Regions from separate parts of the Homo sapiens genome. Here region 2 is linked to region 1. Evidence: chromatin loops called from intact Hi-C (ENCODE). Cell type or tissue: psoas muscle. All regions are shown on one strand. Links, peaks and the distances in the headings refer to the core of each region. The heading gives the core; the rest is flanking DNA.

Region 1 (5,378 bases), core at 111-5,110:
ATGGCCCCTGAGGGTCAGCAGACCGGCAAGAAAAGAGGAGCCTGCAGAGGAGATAGAAAAGGTGAGGCTGAGAGGGTGCCCCTGTGAGCAGTGGCCACAGGGACTGAAAGGAGAGCGAGTGGAGGAGGCGGCTGTGTTCAGCGTCAGGCAGGGCTCAAAACTCAAGCAACATGAGAATGAGACTAGGGCCACTGTATTCAGCAACAAGGAGGTTATCCATGACCTTGGCAAGGAACGTTTTGGTGAGATAGAAGTCTGGTTGCAGTAGATTGAAGAAAGGGTGGTGAGACAGAGACACAGAGACACACACACACACACACACACACACACACAGAGAGAGAAGGGGGGTGGGTGGAGAGGGGAAGAAGTACAGCCACTGAGAGAGAGAGAGAGACAGAGAGAGACCGACCCAGAGAGAGAGAGAAGGGGGGTGGGTGGAGAGGGGAAGAAGTAGAGCCACTGGCTAAGGCTCCAACAGGGAGAAAAGGACAGGAGCTCTGTGGGGAACCTGGGTAGAAGGGGGCTTTGTGGGTTTGGGGTTTGCTTTTTTTGTTTTTGGTTTTACTATGACAGAAGACATGATGTGTGTTTGCATATACAGAAGAAAGTGAGTTTCCTGAGAAGGGAGGAGAGCTGGGATTGGTTTTAGCTAGGAGGAGGGAAAGGAGAAAGGATGGCTATAGAGACAGGCAAAGATAAGGGATGGAGAGCAAGATTTCATATCTATTGGTTTCTGAAAACACAGATATACTTTTCTGGTGAAAACTTCTCTTCTCCCCCTCAGGCAGAGTTAGATGCTCATGAATACATAAGCTGAAAATGAAATACTTTGAAAAATGATAGCTAGCTGAGTGTCAACACTTGAGGGGCAAGATTGGTTTTGAGCATATGGAGGGTAAAGAAAGAATTCTTGAGAGTTAGGCTGAGCCAGGAAACTGCAATACACTTTCCTGAACTGTGTTCAAATGTGGAGTAAGCTGAAGACTCTCACCAAGACACAGCTCAGTTCAAACTGAAAAACCAAACCCACCTATTCTTTAATTGGGCAGATATAATAATTTATGAATTCCTAAAGGCTTAGCTCAGCAGCTTTAGAGCAGGAACTCTAAACTTTGTTTTGTTTTGCACAGGTTATACACTGACATGATTCAAAAATCAGAACACAAGGTATACACTCAGAAGCCCGGCCCCTCCTGCTGGCCCCCAACCACTTCCTGAAACACTTCTTAGTTACTTGTCTAGCTTATCAGTTTTTCTTTATGAAGATAGAAGCAATACAAACATATATTCTTAGCTGTACGTCGTGCTTTTTTTCACCTATATCTTAGAGATCTTTCCTCAGCGCACACACAGCTTCCTCAAACTTTTTCCCAGTTATATAGTATTTTGCTTTGTGGATGCACCAGTCCTGTACATACACTTCAGTTGTTTCTGATCTTTTGCTATTGCAGCCAATGTTGCAATGGATCATCTTTTACATAAATTATTACATATAGGTACAAATGTCATCTACAGGGTAGACTCTTAGACTTGTAATTTTGGTAGATATTGCCCAAATCAACAGGGCTGTCAATTTCACAATCCCACTGGTAATGTATTAAAAGTCCTGCTATTTATTCTCCCGACTCCCCCACCTCCAGCCCCATCCACAGGGCATGCTGTCAAGCTTTGGGATTTCTGCCAATCTGACAGGTTAAAAATGGTATCTCCGCATACTTTTTATAAGCACTTCTCTTTGAAGATTGAGATTGAGCATTTTTTCATAAGTTTAAGTGCTATTTGTATTTCTTTTGCTGTGAACCGTCTGCTCATGTCCTTTGCTCACTTTCTCTATTCGGCTGCTGCAGGAGAAGTCCTTAACCAGTGGTCTGTGGCTTTCTCGGAGGAAGGGAGGGAGGGCTGTCTTGTGACTCAGATAAGGTTAAGAATTGTAGGGAAAAAAACCGCTCACCCTAACCTGATACCTATTTTGTGGTATACATAGAGATGTTTAAGTTTTAAAAACTTTTAACTGAAGTTTAGTTATACGCACAGAAAAATGTACATATACCACATTATAGCACACACTCCTATAACCAACATCGGGTCAAAGAACAATATTACCAGCACCCCAAAAGCCCCTCTCAACACTCCCTTCCAATCCTTACCACATGGAGATTCTTTCTTCTGCAGCTTTATTTCTTGATTCTATTCTAAAGGCAAGTGATCCACAAATCCCGGGTCTTCCACAGTTTTGAAGCCACAGTGAAGGGCTTCACCAACGGTAAGGAAAGAGGCCCTGCAGTCCTAGGGCTCCCTCTGCTGGTGATCAGCAGCTACCAGGAAAAGCTGCCCCTCCCCTCCTGGAGCTCTGAGGATTGACTGGAGTCTTGGAAATCAAATTGGTGCAGGCTTAATGGGAATCGGCACACAGGCGCATGGCTGAGGCATCAGAGTCCTCCTTTACCTCCTTTACTCTCCATCCTGTTAACATTTCGGGAAAGCAACTATCAAAACAATAGACCACAGTAGCTTGGGGGCTATGAAGAGAATGACAAGAAAGAGCGGCGAATTCCCGCTTCCCAACCCTTGCCTATTCCCCATCCACAAAAACAGGAGGCTGTTGTGAAAGGTCCTGCTGCTTGAATCAACTGTCAAAGGCATCAACAGTCCCCAGTCATGTTTCCAGAAAGCCAGTAGACAACTGGAATTATTTGCTGAGATGACTGACTGACTGATGGACTCACTGGCTCCTGTGGTAGGTACAGCTCCTATTCTGGTGGACTGCATGCGAAGTCCCATGGGACAACGGGGTCGGGCCATTTAACACACACAGGGGAGCAGGAGTTGAGGGAGGGAAAGTCAACATAATAGGTTTTTCTTGCCCTCCAGAAATTTAGAATCTAGCAGGAGATACAAGAAATGTACGGGTAAAGGGCTGAAAATAAGTTCAGGAGGGACCTGAAGAAGCTCCAGGTGAAATGTTACTGTGGTCGTAGAGACAGGGAGGGGACCTGAGCTGACGAAGTGGACGGGTGGTAGACAGAGGAGCTGGAGGCTCTTCAGTTGTAGGGAGGGGCAAAAAACAGATGCCCAGAGAAGCCAACAGGCCCCCAGTGGACTCTCATGGTAGAAGAAAGTGGGGAGGATCACCACCATTGAGGCAGGTCCTTAGGGCTGTGGCTCCAGGAACTCCATTTTGTCAGGGTACCCAGAGCCAAACAAATTCTGCGGGATGGACTATCTGTTGACTGAAGATCTATAAGCCAGGTGCAGTGTATTCATTTGCAGAAAGGACTATGTCCTTCCCACAACTGGAATGCTTGTGTTTGCCTTCCAGGGCTCCCTTGTTTCTTTCCTCTGATTATCTCCCACCCTCTCCTTAAGGGTCCTGACCTTTCCTGTGGCTTCAATGGCCACCTGTATGCAGACTCCACAGTCTTTATTTCCAGTCCCCACCTCCCATGTGAGCTTCAGAACCATATATCTGCATGCCTGCTAGACACCTCCACGCGGCTGCCCCACGGATCTCTCAGGTTCACTCTGTCCAAACTGAACTAATTTAGAGATATATCAGCACAGAGAGGCAGTGACAGCACAGACTCTACCAAGCTGCCTAGGTTCAAATTCTAGCTCTGCCACTTGTTAGCTGTGTGACCTTGGTGAGTTACTTAACTTCTCTTTGCTTCAGTTTCCTCATCTGGAAGATGAGTGTGATAATGGTAATCTCATAGAATTGTGGTGAGAATTAAAATGAGTCTTCTGATGCATAGGAAGAGCTATGAAAGTATTAGCCCTCATAGGCTGGGCATGGTAGCTCATGCCTGCAGTCCCAGCACTTTGGGAGGCTGAGGCAGGCAGATCACTTGAGGCCAGGAGTCCGAGAGCAGCCTGGCCAACATGGCAAAACGCTGTCTCCACAAACAAACAAACAAACAAAAATTAGCCAGGCATGGTGGCACACGTGGGTGACTAAGGCAGGAGAATCACTTGAATTAGGGAAGCAGAGGTTGCAGTGAGCCAAGATTGCACCACTGCACCCCAGCCTGGGCAACAGAGCAAGACTCTGTCTCAAAAAAAAGAAAAGAAAAGGAAAGAAATAAAAGAAAGTATTAGCTGTTACTATGATTCTCCATTTAAATGTTCTTCCTCTGCTCACTGTCAGCTGGGTTCAACAGAGTTTAATTGAGATGGGCACCAATATCCATTCAGTTGCTCAAACTGGAAAGCAAAGTATCATTGTCAGCTTTCTCTCACTGCCCATCCTGTTCGTAGTCAATCTCTCCCCAAGGCCTGATCTACGCAACTTTCCAATCGGCTCACTTGTTCTCCATACTTAGGGCCACCTGCCCCTTCGATCACCATCATCTCAGGCCTGGATCACCATGCCGGCTCACGCTGAAACCAGTCATCTTTCTAAAATAAATTTGGTCATTTCTTTCCATAGCTCCTACAGTTCTCAGAAGGAGAAACCTCAGGATAAGTCCCTTGCTGCAGCCTTTGGGACCTGATTCCTCCTTTCATCTGCACTTGAAACTTTTATGTTCAAAACCAAACCGTCTCACACTCCCCAAACCTAGTCTTCTTGGATTCCCTTCCTTAGTGAAGGGGGCCACCTACTGGCACGGCTCAGGCCAGACATCTGCTCAGCAGGCTGCCGAGCCCTGCTGGTCTCACCATCCTTCAGCCATGGTTCCCATTCTGGTCTTCCCTCAGATTATTTCGAGTGTCTTCTAACTGGTCTCTCTTACATTCCCCACCCTCCCCATCTACTTTCTAAGAGTCTGCTGGAATGATATAAATTGCTACTAAAAATACAAAAATTAGCAGAGCATGGTGGTGCTCACCTGTAATCCCAGCTACTGAGGAGGCTGAGGCACGAGAATCAGTCGAACCTGGGGGCGGAGGTTACAGTGAGCCAAGATTGTGCCATTTCACTCCAGCCTGGGTGACAGAGCGAGATCTCAAAAAAAAAAAAAAGGTTTCAATAGTTTCTGGCACACAACACTCAATGCCTTCCTTTAACAAGTAATTATTGAGAGCCAACTATGTGCCACATAGAGTTCAGGCCTTGGGGATACACTGTATTTTCATCAATTCTAAGACACCATCATTTTAAAGACTCACCACTTACTGTAGGAACAAGTAAGAAAGAAAAAAATACTACCAATTAAACCAGGACACACTGGCGATTATAAGACACATTCAGATTTTCTAACCGCTATTAATAAATTGTGGGAAAATGTGCATCTTTGATTAAAAAAAATAGTGACTAAAAAAAAGACACAAAGTCCCTGTCCTCGGGTAGCTTCTATTCTAGTGAGGGGACCAAAAAATAACTATACATTGTCAGGTAGTGACAAGTGCTATGATAAAGCAGGGTAAAGGGATACACAGTG
Region 2 (5,355 bases), core at 356-5,355, 670 kb before region 1:
AACAGCATTCACAGATGTACCATTCCAGATAGAGCATCCACAGCACTGTACAGCAGAAGTTTTAGTTCTGGAGTCTCTCTGCTGAAGAAAAATCAGATGCCAAGCTACTGCAGAAGGGACTGAGAAAGTCAGTGGGACCAGGTGGTTAGTGGGTGTTACCCAGAAAAAGTTAAACACTCCTGGCTCTCAGAGAAAACTACTCACTAAAAAACACCCACTATAAAACTGTCTGTGTGCCATTCTACATATAAAATTTAGAGTCCTGTAATAAATTTAATTCCATTCAAACATTTGCAGGTTCTTTGTTAGGAAACAAAACACAGCATATCTGTAATACAAAGTCATTAGCACTAAGTCCAGTGAACACTGAATTTGGAGAGAAACTGCATTTCTATTATTTCAAAATCCCTTCCCTCTTTCACATCAGCTGTTGCATATCATTGCTAATTATGTCCAATTAGCCATGATTAAACTTACTGAGGGTGTTAAGTGACAGGCGCAAGGTTACACATGTGACTTAATGGTAGATATGACAATAAATTGACTTCTTGGCTTAAGTAATCAATCCAAAAGACACTATGTTAATTCTGATCCATAAAGACAGCCCAATTGGTTGACCTTATGAATAATTTCTACAGTTTGGGGCCCACTGACATAATGAAGCCTATCAGTCTGATTTACCAGTACCGCACACCAAGTCCACAGGCTATGTGACCTCTGTGAATTTGTTTTCTCATCCATAATACAGGCAAATCTGGGCTGGGCGTGGTGGCTCACGCCTGTAATCCCAGCACTCTGGGAGGCCGAGGAGGGTGATCACTTGAGGTCAGGAGTTCAAGACCAGCCTGGCCAACATGGTGAAACCCCGTCTCTACTAAATATATAAAAAAATTAGCCGGGTATAGTGGCAGGCGCCTGTAATCCCAGCTAATTGGGAGGCTGAGGCAGCCTGAAGGCAGAGGCTGCAGTGAGCTGAGATCACGCCACTGCACTCCAGCCTAGGCGACAGAGCAAGACTCTGTGAAGAAAAAAAAAAACATAGGCAAATCTACTTACTAGGGTTCCTGTAAGGAGTAAACCTGTTTATGATATAAAACAGTAAGCACTCAAATAAATGGCAACCACAGTACATTCCACACAAAACTTAAAAAACCAATGGTCAGCCAGTGAAGGGAAACTTACTATGTACCTCATTTATTTTACACGTACTCTGCTTTCTTTAAAGACTTTTAAAAGAAAGGCACATAACAATTTCCCTATGCTTATTTCTAAAATGGCCCTTATCACAGTTTACTGCAATGCAAGTGTCTCTGCTGGCTCCCACACCGGATTGTGAGCTTAAAGTAGGAATCCAGCCAGGCGTGGTGGCTCACGCCTGTAATCCCAGCACTTTGGGAGGCCGAGGCAGGTGGATCGCAAGGTCAGGAGTTCAAGACCAGCCTGGCCAAGATGGCGAAACCCTGTCTCTACTAAAAATACAAAAATTAGCTGGGCGCAGTGGCAGGCGCCTGTAATCCCAGCTACTCAGGAGGCTGAGGCAGGAGAATTGCTTGAACCCGGGCTTCAGAGGTTGCAGTGAGCCAAGATCGTGCCACTGCACTCCAGCCTGGGTGACAGAGTGAGACTCCATCTCACAAAAAAAAAAAAAAAAAAAAAAAAAAGTAGGAATCCAGACTTGTATCTTTGGACACCCAATGTGGAGTACAAGGCCTAGCACACTGAGTGACTGCTTGATCAACTGATGCATTCTTAAAAAGTGAAAAAGCAATTATTTCCTACGTGGACAGAGGAAGGTAGCACACATCTGACCTATAAAATACAGACTGTTTTTATTGTCTTAGACTACTTTTTGAAAAAAGCCAGCCAGCTCTCATCAGGAGCAACACTATACATTTTGACTAATATTTTTCAGCTACCAATCATTGTATTTATAGATTCAAACTGACTTTCAACAAGCCTTTGGATTACTTTCTGTCCATCTCCTCCATTCAGAAGTCCAATCAGTTCGCTATACAAAAAGTTCACTATACAGAAACCCAAACCAGCTAACTCGTTTAGTAAATAACAAAAATATCCATCCATCATTTATGGCCTGCAAAGCACTCAGGGATTCCTAGAAACGCATTTGATCCTAAGTATCCTATGAGGCAGGTGACATTGTCCCGTTTTATAAATGCAAAGAGTTAACTCATTCAGGGTCACACAGCTATATATGGCAGATCTGGGATCTAAACCAACATTAATTTTAAAATTAATGCTCTTTCCTTTATGTAACCCTATCTCCTAAAGATCAATTATGAACTCCAATGCTCACTTAAGGAAAAGAGAGAATTGTCAACTTTTAAAAGAACTATACAAGGTTGTTACAGTGAAATTTTAAAACTGGCCTATTAAGCTAATGTTATCTAGCTTTAAAAATAAAAACAAAATCAAGGAGTTAAAAACAGCATAAAAACATGCCAAAGACTTACCAAAATGTCAAACAAATTTTAAAGGAAAGCTCTTAGCTGAGGGCAAATAATAATAATAGACAGGACTCATATCTACTTTATTGTAGCCTTCAATCTTCTTGTCCTGGTCAAGGCCATTCAGAAATAACCTCCTGTTGGTTCTTTTAGGGAAAACAATAAAATAAACTAACCAGTACGGGAAAAACTTACATAATAAAGAACTGGCCAGAATTTAAAAAAAAAAAAAAAGTTAACTAACCTACAATCTGCTAGGAATGACTTGAGGCCACTGATCATTTACATCTCATTACAAGTATCAGATACATATAACCACACCTCTATTAGAAAATCTTTTAGTTGAGAAAGCAGTAAGATGATTGGCCTTCAGCACACATATCATGAGACAGAAAGCACTTTTAGTCTGTTTCCTCAAGTATTCCCCTTAGAAAAATTCCCTCAGAATCCAGCTCCAACCGTTAGTTTCTCCATCATGCAATACAGATGACTGCTAAGATCATATTCACATAGAGATCAAAAGGATTCTAAAGCTTAAAGGTTGCTATTATGTAACCATAATTTCTTGCCCCTTAACTAGTGAATTGTCATCTTTCCCTAGAAAAATGTAGAAACAAGGAACTTAAAAGTATCTCTACAAGGAAATTTTAGTTCATTCTCTAAGGTACCAGCATTTAAAGGAAAACTCAGTTTGTTGACACCGAAAGAGCAGGTAGCACAACAGGATGTTTTAATTTAGAAGTTTCTCTCTATTTACGTAGATATATTTCCTCATTTCCTCCCTGCCAACAAAATGAGAAAAATCTGAACATCTACTGATGAAGTCGTAAGATAAACAAAAATTAATGGTCACAATCAAATTCTATTAGATGAAGAACCTAAAATTCTATGCCAAAGTAACTGATGACTTTCTCCCTAGTATGAAGCAAGTACTAGAAAAACTGGATTGTTCACAAGCTTGCTTCCTGATGCATGCTAGCAATTATCATCCCTACAGGCCAGAATGGGTATATGCTCCACAATAAATTGTCCTGTATCTATCTTCAAAAATAGCTAATATTCCCATTCAAACGTTTACTTTATTAGGATTGGTGTAAAGAAAAATTAAGGACTAAATGGTGTTCACATAAAACATATACATGTGCTGTCTCTACCACATGCAGAAATCTATAATATCATTCCTCAGAACCAGATCACCTGGTTTCATTCCTGGTTCTGGCACTTACCTTGCGCTGTGTGTGAGACCTCGGGAAAATTATCCTTCTCAGTGCCTTAGTTTCCCCATCTGTAAAATGGGGCTAACAGTCTTACCTTTCATTGGTTGTTATGAAGACTGAGCTAATATGCTTAAAGTGCTTAAAAGAAAGCTTAGCACACAGTAAGTACTGTAAGTGGTAACTATTATTATAGACTAATTGTCTGATACCACCTCATCAGTTGGTGAATAAATCACAAATGGATGGATTCTATATAAATGTCCATGAATAGCATATATGCTATGTCTAATCTATACACGTGTATATTCATGCAGATGGTCAATAACATCTATTGAACCCCAACTATATCCCAGATGCTTATTTTCATTATTGAGCTTGTCGCAACAAAAATATATCAAAAGCTGCATTACCATTTGTGCTATATAGACGAGAAAATGATTCAGAAAGACTGGATTTGCCTATATGCAAAATAAAGTCCTATAATAATATACCATTTTTTGAAAGCAACATGTGTACAAAGCAGGGTTTAGTGTCATCAGATGTTAACTGGAGAGAAAAAGCCATTAATAGTGAACTCTGATTAAAAAACAAACCAAAAGCTTATATTTAACAATTTACAGTTTATAAAAAAGGCTTAATGATAACCCTGGAAATAAGAAAACCAAGAACCAGAGATTAACATGCTGAAGATTCAGAAAGCTAGAAAATATTGCAGGCAAGATTTCAACCAAATTTACCTGACTCCAAGTCCAGTGCTCTTCCTGCTTCTCTATCCACAGCCGAATGGGCAAAATGCACTTTTTGTAGCGGCCCAAATCTCTGGAGACTCTGCCTAGAGAACCAGCATCATGGGAATTTGCTCAGCCTGGTTTTATAGAGGCTGCCTCCCTGATCTATAGCGCTCCAATTCTAAAATGGCTTCAATATAACAAGCACTGCAAGATGTGAAATGTACAAAAGATTACAGGGTAGGCGTCATACTCCAGGGGCTGGCAATCCATAAATATTTGCTACTGATGAATGAGGATATTCAGTTTGAAAAAAACTAGGTGTATAGTCTAGGCCAAATCACCTCATTTCTCATAAAGACTTCATCTGCAAGATAGGTGAATGGTTTCTTATCTCATTGGAAGGACAGGCCAGGAAAATAATTCTGCAGTTGCTACAGGATTATTAGCCTTCCATTTTGAAAGCCACACTTAAATTTCTAACTTAGGTCCAATAAGATTGACAGGTTTTACACTCACACACCGTGTGTTGCCAAGGACAGGGATCCAAGAAAAATGAGGGCTCAAACAAATGAGATATCCCTAAGTAAGAAATAGGGTACACTGGAAGCAGTCAAGAAGAAATTCACCAAGAACAAATACTTATACACATTTCCAAATGAAAATGCAAAAGCTGCAGTGTCCAGGTCTACAAACTGCATCTGTGTCTGGCTTCACATGAACTGACAGAATGAGAAATGCAGACAATTTTCATATTCTTATAAGTGCTTCACCTTTCTCTTTTGGTTCCCGAGGCTGATTTTATGTTCATAGCATCATCTTGCCAAATTCCATCTCCCACACAGGGCAAGCAAAATCAGGACCTGATGCTATCTAGCCTTACCAAAGAGAAATGCAATGAAGGCAACGACAAGAAACATGTATTTTACAGAAAGGTTGGCAAAT

Evidence for each region. Hi-C counts contacts between places; a loop is a spot of excess contacts. Peaks named below come from ENCODE experiments on the same cell type or tissue, not always from the same donor. Only the 100,000 strongest peaks of a DNase experiment are listed, where the experiment ranks them.
Region 2: a loop joins it to region 1, with 4 times the contacts of the local background. A loop is called at or near these places in 21 of 110 quality-filtered maps.

Annotation. Positions count from the first base shown.
Region 1 is chr20:44,214,452-44,219,829 of GRCh38, reverse strand. OSER1-DT (OSER1 divergent transcript) reads right to left here. Exons shown (of 3, transcript NR_038339.2): 2 at 4,827-4,942. Among named protein-coding and RNA genes, the nearest start is that of OSER1-DT, 6.2 kb to the right of the region's middle. RefSeq lists a silencer at 4,520-4,609. In psoas muscle, for the core only: CTCF peaks have their summits at 2,307 (motif pointing left) and 4,594 (motif pointing left); DNase peaks (open chromatin) are centred at 2,309 and 4,609; H3K4me3 peaks cover 565 bases.
Region 2 is chr20:44,886,807-44,892,161 of GRCh38, reverse strand. All of the region lies in intron 1 of YWHAB (tyrosine 3-monooxygenase/tryptophan 5-monooxygenase activation protein beta), which reads right to left. Among named protein-coding and RNA genes, the nearest start is that of YWHAB, 3.8 kb to the right of the region's middle. In psoas muscle, for the core only: a CTCF peak has its summit at 3,444; no DNase peak of the experiment used is centred there; H3K4me3 peaks cover 2,239 bases.